2 separate regions of the Homo sapiens genome follow, and region 2 is linked to region 1. A link is a contact called in ENCODE Hi-C or POLR2A ChIA-PET data. All regions are on one chromosome and are shown on one strand. The core of a region is the stretch at or near the end of the contact, and the rest is flanking DNA. Distances in the headings are between cores, read along the strand shown. Region 1 holds the start of LINC02998 (long intergenic non-protein coding RNA 2998). Region 2 has its middle 63 kb from the start of LINC02998.

What was found. A loop is a pair of places that touch in the nucleus more often than their neighbours do. ChIA-PET counts read pairs that join two places held with the same protein, here RNA polymerase II (POLR2A). Pooled maps may share reads with other maps.
Region 2: a map of endothelial cell of umbilical vein shows a loop between it and region 1 (8-fold over the local background). The contact joins the enhancer-like site here to the promoter of LINC02998 in region 1. A Hi-C loop is called at or near these places in 3 of 168 maps with a recorded cell type or tissue (IMR-90, endothelial cell of umbilical vein and naive thymus-derived CD4-positive, alpha-beta T cell), 1 of 37 single-sample maps with no recorded cell type and 10 of 50 pooled maps. POLR2A ChIA-PET finds 5 or more read pairs at or near these places in 5 of 52 experiments (AG04450, MCF 10A, T-cell and 2 more).

What each region holds. Positions count from the first base shown.
Region 1 is chr5:54,741,214-54,746,311 of GRCh38, forward strand. It overlaps LINC02998 (long intergenic non-protein coding RNA 2998), which reads right to left and starts at 3,045. Exons shown (of 3, transcript NR_104658.1): 1 at 2,646-3,045. RefSeq lists an enhancer at 3,267-3,411 and a cis regulatory region at 3,334-3,344.
Region 2 is chr5:54,803,976-54,809,618 of GRCh38, forward strand. No RefSeq gene overlaps it. Among named protein-coding and RNA genes, the nearest start is that of LINC02998, 63 kb to the left of the region's middle. Within about 2 kb of position 3,621, at least 2 of the 41 ENCODE cell types and tissues checked have a DNase peak (open chromatin) inside an H3K27ac peak, as active enhancers do; they include endothelial cell of umbilical vein, where a contact is called at or near this core.

The sequences.
Region 1 (5,098 bases), core at 1,795-4,294:
TGGTGATATTTGCAATGTAGACAGATGGAGGCAGCAATGTGAGCAGATGTGCAAAGGGTGGAGGTTTAAGACAAGAAGTCTGGACTCTCCATTAGAGGGCTGCAAGATAGGCTGTCACAATGGTGTGAATGAAAAATGTGAGAGCTTCAACTGAGGCAGCAGTTATGCCACCTTCTCCCTCTTAGTATTTGTGGTAATGCTCGGAGAAGTACACTTTTTAACCTTTTTATTTGGTAATTTGTTTCTTCTTGGTAGGAACAAAGACCTGGATACAAGCAAGGAAAATAGGGTACTTAACTAATTTCCTAGGCTACCTTAAAAACTAAGAGAAATGGAAAATTTGATGGAGAAAAGAAACATTGTAATTTGTTTGTCATAAATTACATTGTAATTTAAATGTGAGACATTAGAACAATTTAGTTTTTATTCCTGCCTATATTATTACATACCATTCTTCCTTGTTTTGAAACTCTTAACTAGGTGAGGCAGAGCTAGAAATTGTCTCCTTATATACTTTTCCTGAACAAAGGAATTCCAAATTTTTGCTGGCCTCATAGCTTTTGGAGTAAGGTTTTACAGGTATGATAAGGAGACTAAGTTCTGGCCTGATATAGCAGAAGTGAGGAATGTGATTCTTAGAAGTTTTCCTAAAGGGAGGAAGTGAATTCTTTGTTCTGTTTTGCACTGGCTTGAAGGCAGACATGGTGGCTGGCGCTTCAGTAACTATATTGGGCCATGAGCTGAAAGCACGTGTTGAGGATGTGGCACCGCAAAATAAAGAAGCCCCGCTTCCTGATCCTGCAGAACAAGGGCCAGCAAACTTTTTCTCTAAAGGGCCGAATCTTCAGTTTCGTAGACCCTACAGGTCTCTGTCACCACTAGTCAATTCTGCCATTTGAGAGTGAAAATATCCATGGAAAATATAGAATAAATGAGTTTCTAATGTTCCAATTTGTTTTTCGATAAAACTTTATTTATGGACATTGAAATTTGAATCCCTTATAATTTTCTTTTTTTAAAATTCTATGCAAGGAAACAGTAGAATCTCTCATCATTTTCAGCCATTTAAAAAAGGAATAATAATTCCTAGCTCCAAAGCTATACAAAGACCCTGGGGCCAGATTTGGCATGGGGCATGTTTTGTCCACCCCTGAAATAAATCACCATACAGCCCCAAATTGTTGATCTTTAGGCTTTACCTACAGGAAAGAGACACTTTGGTGTTGCTTCTGCTAGATGGAGTTTGCTCTGATTCAGCAAAACGAATTCCTGACTTATGATTACTAGATGCAGCAGCCCCTGGGGGTGCTCCACCCACACGCAACCCATATCAATTCTTTTCCAGCTCCGTGCACCCTTCCGGGTTTCTGTGGCTTGCTTCCAAGGCTCAAACTTGCAACTCTCTTTTAAGATAACCTTAGGTCCACTGGCACCTGTGGCTGGAAAGTTGGAAGTGCCTGAGAATTTACATGCCCTCTGGGCAGCCCTTCCCTAGAGAACTTCAAAGCCTCGCTGACTTTTGCATCTGGACGAACTCAGACAGAATTTTTACCCTGGAGTTCCCCTGTAGAATCAGGCACAGGCCTCCCTCCTCAGGACTTTGCCTGACATCACACCTTTGTTTGGTTTGCTCCCGGCTCCTGTCCTGTTTTTCCTGCTCTTTCCTGGACTTCCTATGGGAGCACTTCCTTCACAATTCACGTGCACATAGCCCTTGTCAAGGTCTACTTCTGGAAGCTTCAATCTAAGCCATAGTAATCATCCTTGCTCAAGGAGATTTTTCTCCAGACTCCAATAAAACAGAAGAAACAGCAGTCTCCTCTTTACAGAAATAAAAAGGAGTGTTCTAGCTAAAGCCCTTTTTACAGAGCAGCATAATGGGTAAGAGCAGGGGCTCCAGAGTCAGCCTGCTTATAAACAGTCTTTTGGAGCCTCAAGATTCCTCATCTGTAAATTGGAGCTAATGACAATGACAGCACAGGGGTTGTGTTGAGGCTATGTTGAATATCATGGCACTTACACATCCCATCCAGCACACAAGAAACACTCCATAAAAGTTAGTTACTATGAGCATCATTAATATGTTGTCTGAGGCATTTTGACACAACCACTGCTACTTGTAAATTCCAACACAGAATTTTCTTGGTACATAATAGAAAAACAAGTGCTATCTGCTGCTCTGTGAGAAGCTGATGATGAATTACCAAATAAGATTTTCTACTTTGTAGGTATATTTGAATATCAGTATGTCCAATTAATTCAGTATAAATATAAAGGACACATCCTGCTTGAAAATGTCAGCAATAAGTTAGGCAAATGGCTGCATTCTGAAACCAGGCATACCTGGACCATACTCCCAAATATGCTGCTCCTGTAGAGACTTCAGTATTGATTTACCCAATCAGATTGCCAATACTTACCTCCTAAGGTTATTGTGAAGATTAGACAAAACTCTGCATAAAAAACACTTAGCTACTCTTTATTAGGAATTTACTATGTTCCCGGCACTGTGCTATTGTTATCCATGCCCAATTCCCCGGAAGAGAAGTGGAAAGATTCCATACATCACTGGGATACCTTTACCCTGATGACAAAGGCAGCAATGGCACCGACTCCCAGAAGATAATCTTTTAGAAAATAATCACCTGGTTTTTTCCTCGGCCATTAGCCTTCTTGGGTCAGTTTGCTAGAAACCAACCCCCCAACAACAAAGAAACTCCAAGGAAAATGAGCCTCTTCATTGCTGCTGAAAGCAGGGGGAACTGCGTCCTCTTACAGGCTCTTTACTATGGTTGATACAAGTGAGTCTCCATTTTTTAGCTTCAGTACCATCCAGTCAATGCTTTGTAGGAAGAGCTGCATGTCGGAGTGTTAACCCGCCAGTGTTTGTGCATCTCTCTGGGAGCCCTCCTGGCAGAGCCCTCCTCTGCACCAGCACAGAGGTCTGATGTGGGACGGTCAGGCTATCAGAGCTCAAAGAGAAAACAAATCTCTTCTGTATAGGCCAGGAAGGCCTCACCAAGGAGCCTTTTTGCTCTGCTTGGGAGGGAATGGAAAGAAAAAAAGGGAAAACCACACCCTTCGAAGGCCTCAGTAAATATTTGAAGCGTGCCTAGGTTTGGCCAAATGAGAACTCCCCTTATTTAAGTATTTATGAAATGATCAAATAGCAGGATTGTATTTCCATGAGCTAGAGAGTTCTTATTTAGTGACACAGATTTTTTTTTTGTTCAAACTTTTTTCTTTTTTTGCCACATTCAGCAATTGCTATCAGATGCTGAATGTCTGTGGTCACATACTCAGCTTCCTGTTTATAAATGCGCTCTGTTTTCAGTGAGTCAGCAGTTTCTTGTTCTACAGAGAGGTAAAACTGGTGGTGTCAGGGCCGTGGGGGGTTGAATGAGCTTTGTGAATGGCCCAGTGTGTGCTGGGCCTCAGGATTTGTGTGAACAGGTACTCACACTGTCTGTGGCTGTCCATAAGCTGAAATAATTCAGCCCAGTGAGTTTGGTGGTTTCTCATCTGATTCTGTCCAAGCGAAACAAAGCCAGACACTAAAGTGGTAAGGACAGACATTAACCAGTAATAACTATTGCAATAGGGAAGAGTCCAATGTAAACTGAACTCAGCTTCAATTTGTGCAGAGGTGACTGGACTTTTTTTTTTTTTTTTTTTTTGGAGACGGAGTTTTGCTCTTGTCACCCAGGCTGGAGTGCAATGGCACAATCTCGGCTAACTGCAACCTCCACCTCCCAGGCTCAAGTGATTCTCCTGCCTCAGCCTCCTGAGTAGCTGGGATTACAGGTACCTGCCATCACACCCGGCTAATTTTTTGTATTTTTAGTAGAGATGGGTTTTGCCATGTTGGCCAGGCTGGTCTCGAACTCCTGACTTCAGGTGATCCATCCGCCTGGGCCTCCCAAAGTGCTGAGATTACAGGTGTGAGCCACCATGCCTGGCCAGACTAGGCATTTTTAGGGAAGAATGAGGGAATAGGAAGGAGGGCAAACAGAACCAGTAGGGTCAGGGAAGTGAAAAATTACGAAGGGCTGTTCAGTATAAATGCAATCAGACCAGCTGTGCCTGCTAGCTGGCAGTTAGGAAAGTTAGGATTCTATCCTCTCTGAGACTGGGAGACAGAGGTCCTTACCCTTCCTGATGATTACATTCAAAGGAATAGCTTTCAGGGCCTTGAGAAACACACTCCTGGGTTGTAGGAGATACATATACATCTCAAAGGTTACAGAGAACTCAAAATTGCCCTTCTTAGTAAGTGCTCTACGAAAGAGTGGTCAGGCTAGTTCCAGGTGTGGGCTAGAGCAAGCAGTAAATCCCCCTGGGCAGCCTTGAGTTTTCTCAGGCAGGCATCCTTAAGGGGGTAGGAGCATCCTGGGGATGTGGCCTTGAGGTATTGGAAACCTTATTAGCGATTGTGCAAGTGTTTTAGAGCAAGGCTGAGGCCTGGCTGAGAAGAGGGCTCAGAAGAGCCTGACTAGAGTTTGCTCAAGGTCAGAGTCTTTGTCACTGTGAGGCAGCCCAGGGTCTGTCTTTGGCACTTCACTCACTTGCTTTGGTGCTACTGCTTCCTGACCTCGCCTACCAGTCCCGTTGTCAGCTGCAGTGGCCTCCAGCTGCCAGGTGGGCTGGAACTTCAAACGACTGATGTCCTTGAAGAGCCTGGGAGTTCTGGACTTTCCTGCCTCCCCTCCCTTGGCCCCAGCACACACTGCTCCATCTGCCCCTCCTTCCACACCCTCTTGTAAGCCAGCTCCACATCGCCTTTGGAATTCGGTTTTTCCTTCATCTCTTCGTGTGAAAGCCTCCCCTGAGCTCCAGTACCTGGGTTTGGCATTCCCACAACACCAAGCTCTTCTCTCCTGGAGCATTTATTGCACTGTATTTCAGAGAATAGTTAAGCACTGGTTTCCCCCACTAAACTGTAAGCCATAGGAGAGCAGGGACTAGGTGCAATTCAATCAGCAGGTGCTTACTAAGTGCTTGCTGAGGAGTGGATGGGTGGTACCTGTCCTTTGATGCCTCCTCTCAGGACCCTGTTCTTAATGATTGGGAACACAGGCTCTGGGTTTGAATCCCAGCT
Region 2 (5,643 bases), core at 2,371-4,870, 63 kb after region 1:
CTCATTCCTCCTCCTTTTAAACAAAACACTTGAAAGGGACTATACGATTCAGAAGTACAGACACTGGATAAAAGCACTTTTGGAAGAAGAGTAGAGAAATGTTCTTCAGCAACAGTTGTCCATGGCATTAGATCCAAGTATTTAAGGCATGGGTAGTCATCTCTAGGCCCAAACATGCTACGATTTCATTTATTCTGTAGGTTGTGAATTGTGTTTTCCTAAAGAGCAGTTAAAATTGAGTTGGGAGGGAAGTGTGACTCAGACGAACAGAAAAGAGATGGGGTGAGAACAAAACCTTTTCCATATGAAACATATTAGAGGCATCAGACTTCTGGGGACACTTTGACCTCATCTTTACCTTTGTGAATTTTCTGTCTCATTTTTACTCTCCCGATGTGTTCCACCTGTTAACACAAGGCAAAATATTTTCCTTAGATGAGTAATATGAAGAAATGAGCCTGCTGTCAAGTTTTGCTTGGTTTTTAATACATCCTCTTTTTTAAATGTCCATGTATACCACTAGCCAATCAGAGTTTCAAATATACCGTGGGATTTTCACTTTACCATGAAGTTTTTAGAATATACTTTTTGCCTAGACTTGGTAATAAGTTTATCCTTCATTGGTTATACAGGAAAACTCTTCATTGTGACTTAAACAGGGTTTCTCAATCTCTGCACTGTTGGCATTTTCAACCTGATAATTCTTTGTTGTGAGAGCTGTTCTGTGCCTTTTTGCATGTTTGGCAGCCTCCTTGGCTTCTACCCACTAGATGCAAGAAATATCCTTCCCCTATCAGCTTTGAAAACCACAAATGTCCCTAGCCTTTGCCAAATGTACTCTGGGTGGCATGTCTCCCCTCACACACACCCCCATCACGGCCTTCCCACCCCTATTGAGAAAAACTGGCCTCTGGCTTCAAGAAAAATCCTTAAAACATGAAAAGGAGATATAAGACACTGATTTGAAAGATCAAAATCTTTGGTTCCCAAGTATGTCACTATTTGAAGAGTATTTTAATAGAACCTATTCATTGTCTATCGAATTGCTATCCCCCCATCCTTCCCTAATTACATGGTAGGCTGATCCATTGATCTCTGAGTTGGTAGACTCCTCCCTCAGCCCTGGGAGAGACTGTCAGTTATGAGGACACCATTTTCCTTTGCCAGTGATTGGTCAAGGGATGGAAGTCATGTTGCCCATTTCTAGACAATGAGACATAAAACAAAAGTTTAGGGAGAAACTCCTCTTACAAGATTAAAAATGATGATGATAATAATAATAATAGAAGAGTCTCAGCCAGACATGGTGGCTCACCCCTGCAATCTCAGCAATTTGGGAGGCCGAGGTGTAGGATCACCTGAGGTCAAGAGTTTGAGACAAGTCTGGCCAACATGGTGAAATATCATCTCTACTAAAAATAAAAAAAAATTTAAAAAACTCTTTTAAAAAACCATTTTGCCATCCTCTATCTCTCTCTCCTCCACTATGATTCCTGCCTTCGAATGTAGTTGTATTGCTTGGAGCTTTAGCAAACATCTTACAATTGCAAGGAATTAAATAAAAGAATGAAATGTTAACAGCTTAAGGAAGGTAGAGCAGCAGGAACAGAAGAGCTCAGTCCTTGGTGCCATTCTTGAACTACTGAACCGGTCTTAGAATGCCCACCCCCAGCATGTTCATTACTTGAGATAATTCAACACATCTATTACCTACATCAATGATTGGCAAACTATGGTATGTGGGCCAAGTCCAATAACTAAGAATTACTTTTTTTTAAAAAAAGGTTGTTAAAAAGAAACAAAGCAAGAAGAATGTATGACAGAATATATATATGTCCTACAAAGCCTAAAATATTTACTATGTGACTCTTTACAGAAAAAGCTTGCCAGTCTCCAACCTGAACCACTAATAGAGGATGTCTTGCAGGTTTGCAGCCCAAAGCATTCCTAATACAAGTACTAATATCTTCATTTTAAAATTACAGAAACTGAAGCTTCACTTGGCCAATAGTAGGCTCAATTAGACAATGCAAATACAAATTTGTCATTATTACATTATTTATTTATTTTCTTTGTGAGACAGAATCTCGTATATCACAGCTCACTTCAGCCCAAACTTCCCAGGCTCAGGCGATCCACCCACCTCAGCCTCCAGAGCAGCTGGGGACTATAGGCACATGCCGCCATGCCTGGTTAATTTTTTTGTTTGTTTGTTTGCTTGCTTATTTTGTAGAGATAGAGTTTCACTATGTTGTCCAGGCTGGTCTCAAACTCCTGGGCTCAAGCGATCTGCCCGCCTTGGCCTCCCAAAGTGCTGAGATTACAGGCATGAGCCACTGGGCCTGGACCATTATTTTAATTCATTGTAAAGTTAAGCCAAATTGAGGCATCGTAAAAACATTCAACAAACTTTTCTGTCCCGTAGGGCTTCAAATAATATTTCTATTCTAGGCTTGATTTTTTTTTTTTAATTATACTTTAAGTTTTAGGGTACATGTGCACATTGTGCAGGTTAGTTACATATGTATACATGTGCCATGCTGGTGCGCTGCACCCACTAACTCATCATCTAGCATTAGGTATATCTCCCAATGCTATCCCTCCCCCCTCCCCCCTCCCCACCACAGTCCCCAGAGTGTGATATTCCCCTTCCTGTGTCCATGTGATCTCATTGTTCAATTCCCACCTATGAGTGAGAATATGCGGTGTTTGGTTTTTTGTTCTTGCGATAGTTTACTGAGAATGATGATTTCCAATTTCATCCATGTCCCTACAAACGACATGAACTCATCATTTTTTATGGCTGCACAGTATTCCATGGTGTATATGTGCCACATTTTCTTCATCCAGTCTATCATTGTTGGACATTTGGGTTGGTTCCAAGTCTTTGCTATTGTGAATAATGCCGCAATAAACATACGTGTGCATGTGTCTTTATAGCAGCATGATTTATAGTCATTTGGGTATATACCCAGTAATGGGATGGCTGGGTCAAATGGTATTTCTAGTTCTAGATCCCTGAGGAATCGCCACACTGACTTCCACAATGGTTGAACTAGTTTACAGTCCCACCAACAGTGTAAAAGTGTTCCTATTTCTCCACATCCTCTCCAGCACCTGTTGTTTCCTGACTTTTTAATGATTGCCATTCTAACTGGTGTGAGATGATATCTCATAGTGGTTTTGATTTGCATTTCTCTGATGGCCAGTGATGATGAGCATTTTGTCATGTGTTTTTTGGCTGCATAAATGTCTTCTTTTGAGAAGTGTCTGTTCATATCCTTCGCCCACTTTTTGATGGGGTTGTTTGTTTTTTTCTTGTAAATTTGTTTGAGTTCATTGTAGATTCTGGATATTAGCCCTTTGTCAGATGAGTAGGTTGCGAAAATTTTCTCCCATGTTGTAGGTTGCCTGTTCACTCTGATGATAGTTTCTTCTAGGCTTGATTTTATAAATCAAAATAGACAAAGCCTCCTGATGAAACACAATGTATTCAGTAGATAATTTCAAAAGGGGCCAGACTGTCCCAACACTACCTAGAGCACTGAGGCATTTCCTGCACTAGGAAATCAAACCTAGAGACTCCAATGAGGAAAAGACATTACAGAAAAACATTACGTAAACATACTCATTGATGTGATAAATTACCTCTTCTACATGCTGAAATAGTTCTTGTACTTCCTGCTGACTCACTCAGAGGGAATTCTCAGTGTAAAATATTCAAAGCTTTCCTCCTTTAACTCTATGCCCCAGGTTAATACTAGCATTCTCAGTGGGGCTAACATGTTCTGTACTACCTTAGTAAAGGGTTTAAATATTGACCAACTGATGTATACTGAGAAAGTCAGGTCCAGAAGATGACACACAGAGCCCATTGCAGAAAGCCCATGAGTGTTGTACAAGTCACAATCAACCACCCCGCAACATCTAACCATGGAGCTAGGATTGAACATTGAATCACTAGCAGGGCCTGACTTTTCTCAGTTGATCCAACCAGCATTTATTTGCTTTATATCCCAATGCCTATCCCAGTGCCTGACACATGGTAGGTGGTCAGTAAGAAATGCGAGCCCTCAATCTACACCCGGTACTGGTTGTGCTTCAGTGTTGGGTTGGTTTGTCGGCAGAGTTTGACCAGGTTCATCCATGTCTCCCAAGCAGCACATTTGTCCACTGGCTCGGCCACTGGAGAAGACATTTGTTCACACTGCAGGGCCCTGAAAAGACAGACTGGGGGGCTGCTGGAGCTTTGCAGAAGGGGTGTCACTGTGACAGTGGGAACTTTATGCTCCTTTGTGGCCTATGACTTGGGGTTGTGTGTTCCGGATTGGTCTGGGGCTTGATAAGGGGTTTTGCCTTTTCTACCTTCTGGCTCAACAACCAGACACACATGGCCACTGCAGCCACTTTCAGCACGAAGACCACGGCAGCCAAGGGTATGATGACCATCAGAGGGTAACTGCTCTCTCTGGGCTGTGTGGGTGCCCAAAAGCTGACTATTAGTGGTGGCTGGTGGCCAAATGACCTTGATGGCAGAAACTCTGCCATCCACACTGGGCTCTTCACCACTGTGCTGTCCCCAGGGATCTGCTTTCTGCCATCTGGTCTGGGTCAGTTTCCCTAAAGTTTCTGTCTGTGCCACAAGTCTTGAGGAAATCATAGGCTTTTCCTGAGAGAGAACTGGGGTTACAAGGTTGTCTCCAGTGACAAATAAAGGAACACCTGGTGTAAATGTTTGGAAAAGTGAGGGGTCAGGCGGCACTATGGTGAAGGGGAGATAACATATCACTGGCTGTACATGATCTGGCCTGAGCAAGAAAGTGAAGAAGTCATTCAGCATCCCCACGCCTGTGGGTGGAATACCAGCCACCCTTGGTCAATGCCCCTCTGAGTGAATACAGTAGCCTCTTCTATCACTGTGCTGTAGAACCCCTCTTCATCCCAGCCTTCTATGTACAGGGGGCTCTGTCACTTCAAATTTGGGATCACTGTCAGTCATATTAGCAAGCTCGATAGTATCGGGCGAAATTCATCCCAAATATTTCACATAGGTTCTTTTCTATTTTCCCTAAGTGTCGGCCAGTCTGAGAAATAAAGGGACACAGTACAAAAGAGAGAAATTTTAAAGCTGGGTATCCAGAGGAGACATCACATGTCAGCAGGTTCCATGATGCCCCCGAGCCATAAAACCAGCAAGTTTTTATTAGTGATTTTCAAAAGGGGAGGGAGTGTACAAATAGGGTGTGGGTCACAGAGATCACACGCTTCACAAGGTAATAAGATATCACAAGGTAAATGGAGGCAGGGCAAGATCACAGGACCACAGGACCAGGGCAATATTAAAATTGCTAATGAAGTTTCGGCCACGCATTGTCATTGATAACATCTTATCAGGAGACAGAGTTTGAGAGCAGACAACCGGTCTGACCAAAATTTACTAGGCAGGAATTTCCTCATCCTAATAAGCCTGGGAGCACTACGGGAGATGGGGGCTGATTTCATCCCTCAGCTACGACCATGAAAGACTACCATCCCCAAAGTGGCCATTTCAGAGGTCTCCCCTCAGGGATGCATTCTCTTTCTCAGGGATGTTCCTTGAGAAATTCAGTGATATTTCTCCCATTTGCTTTTGAAAGAAGAGAA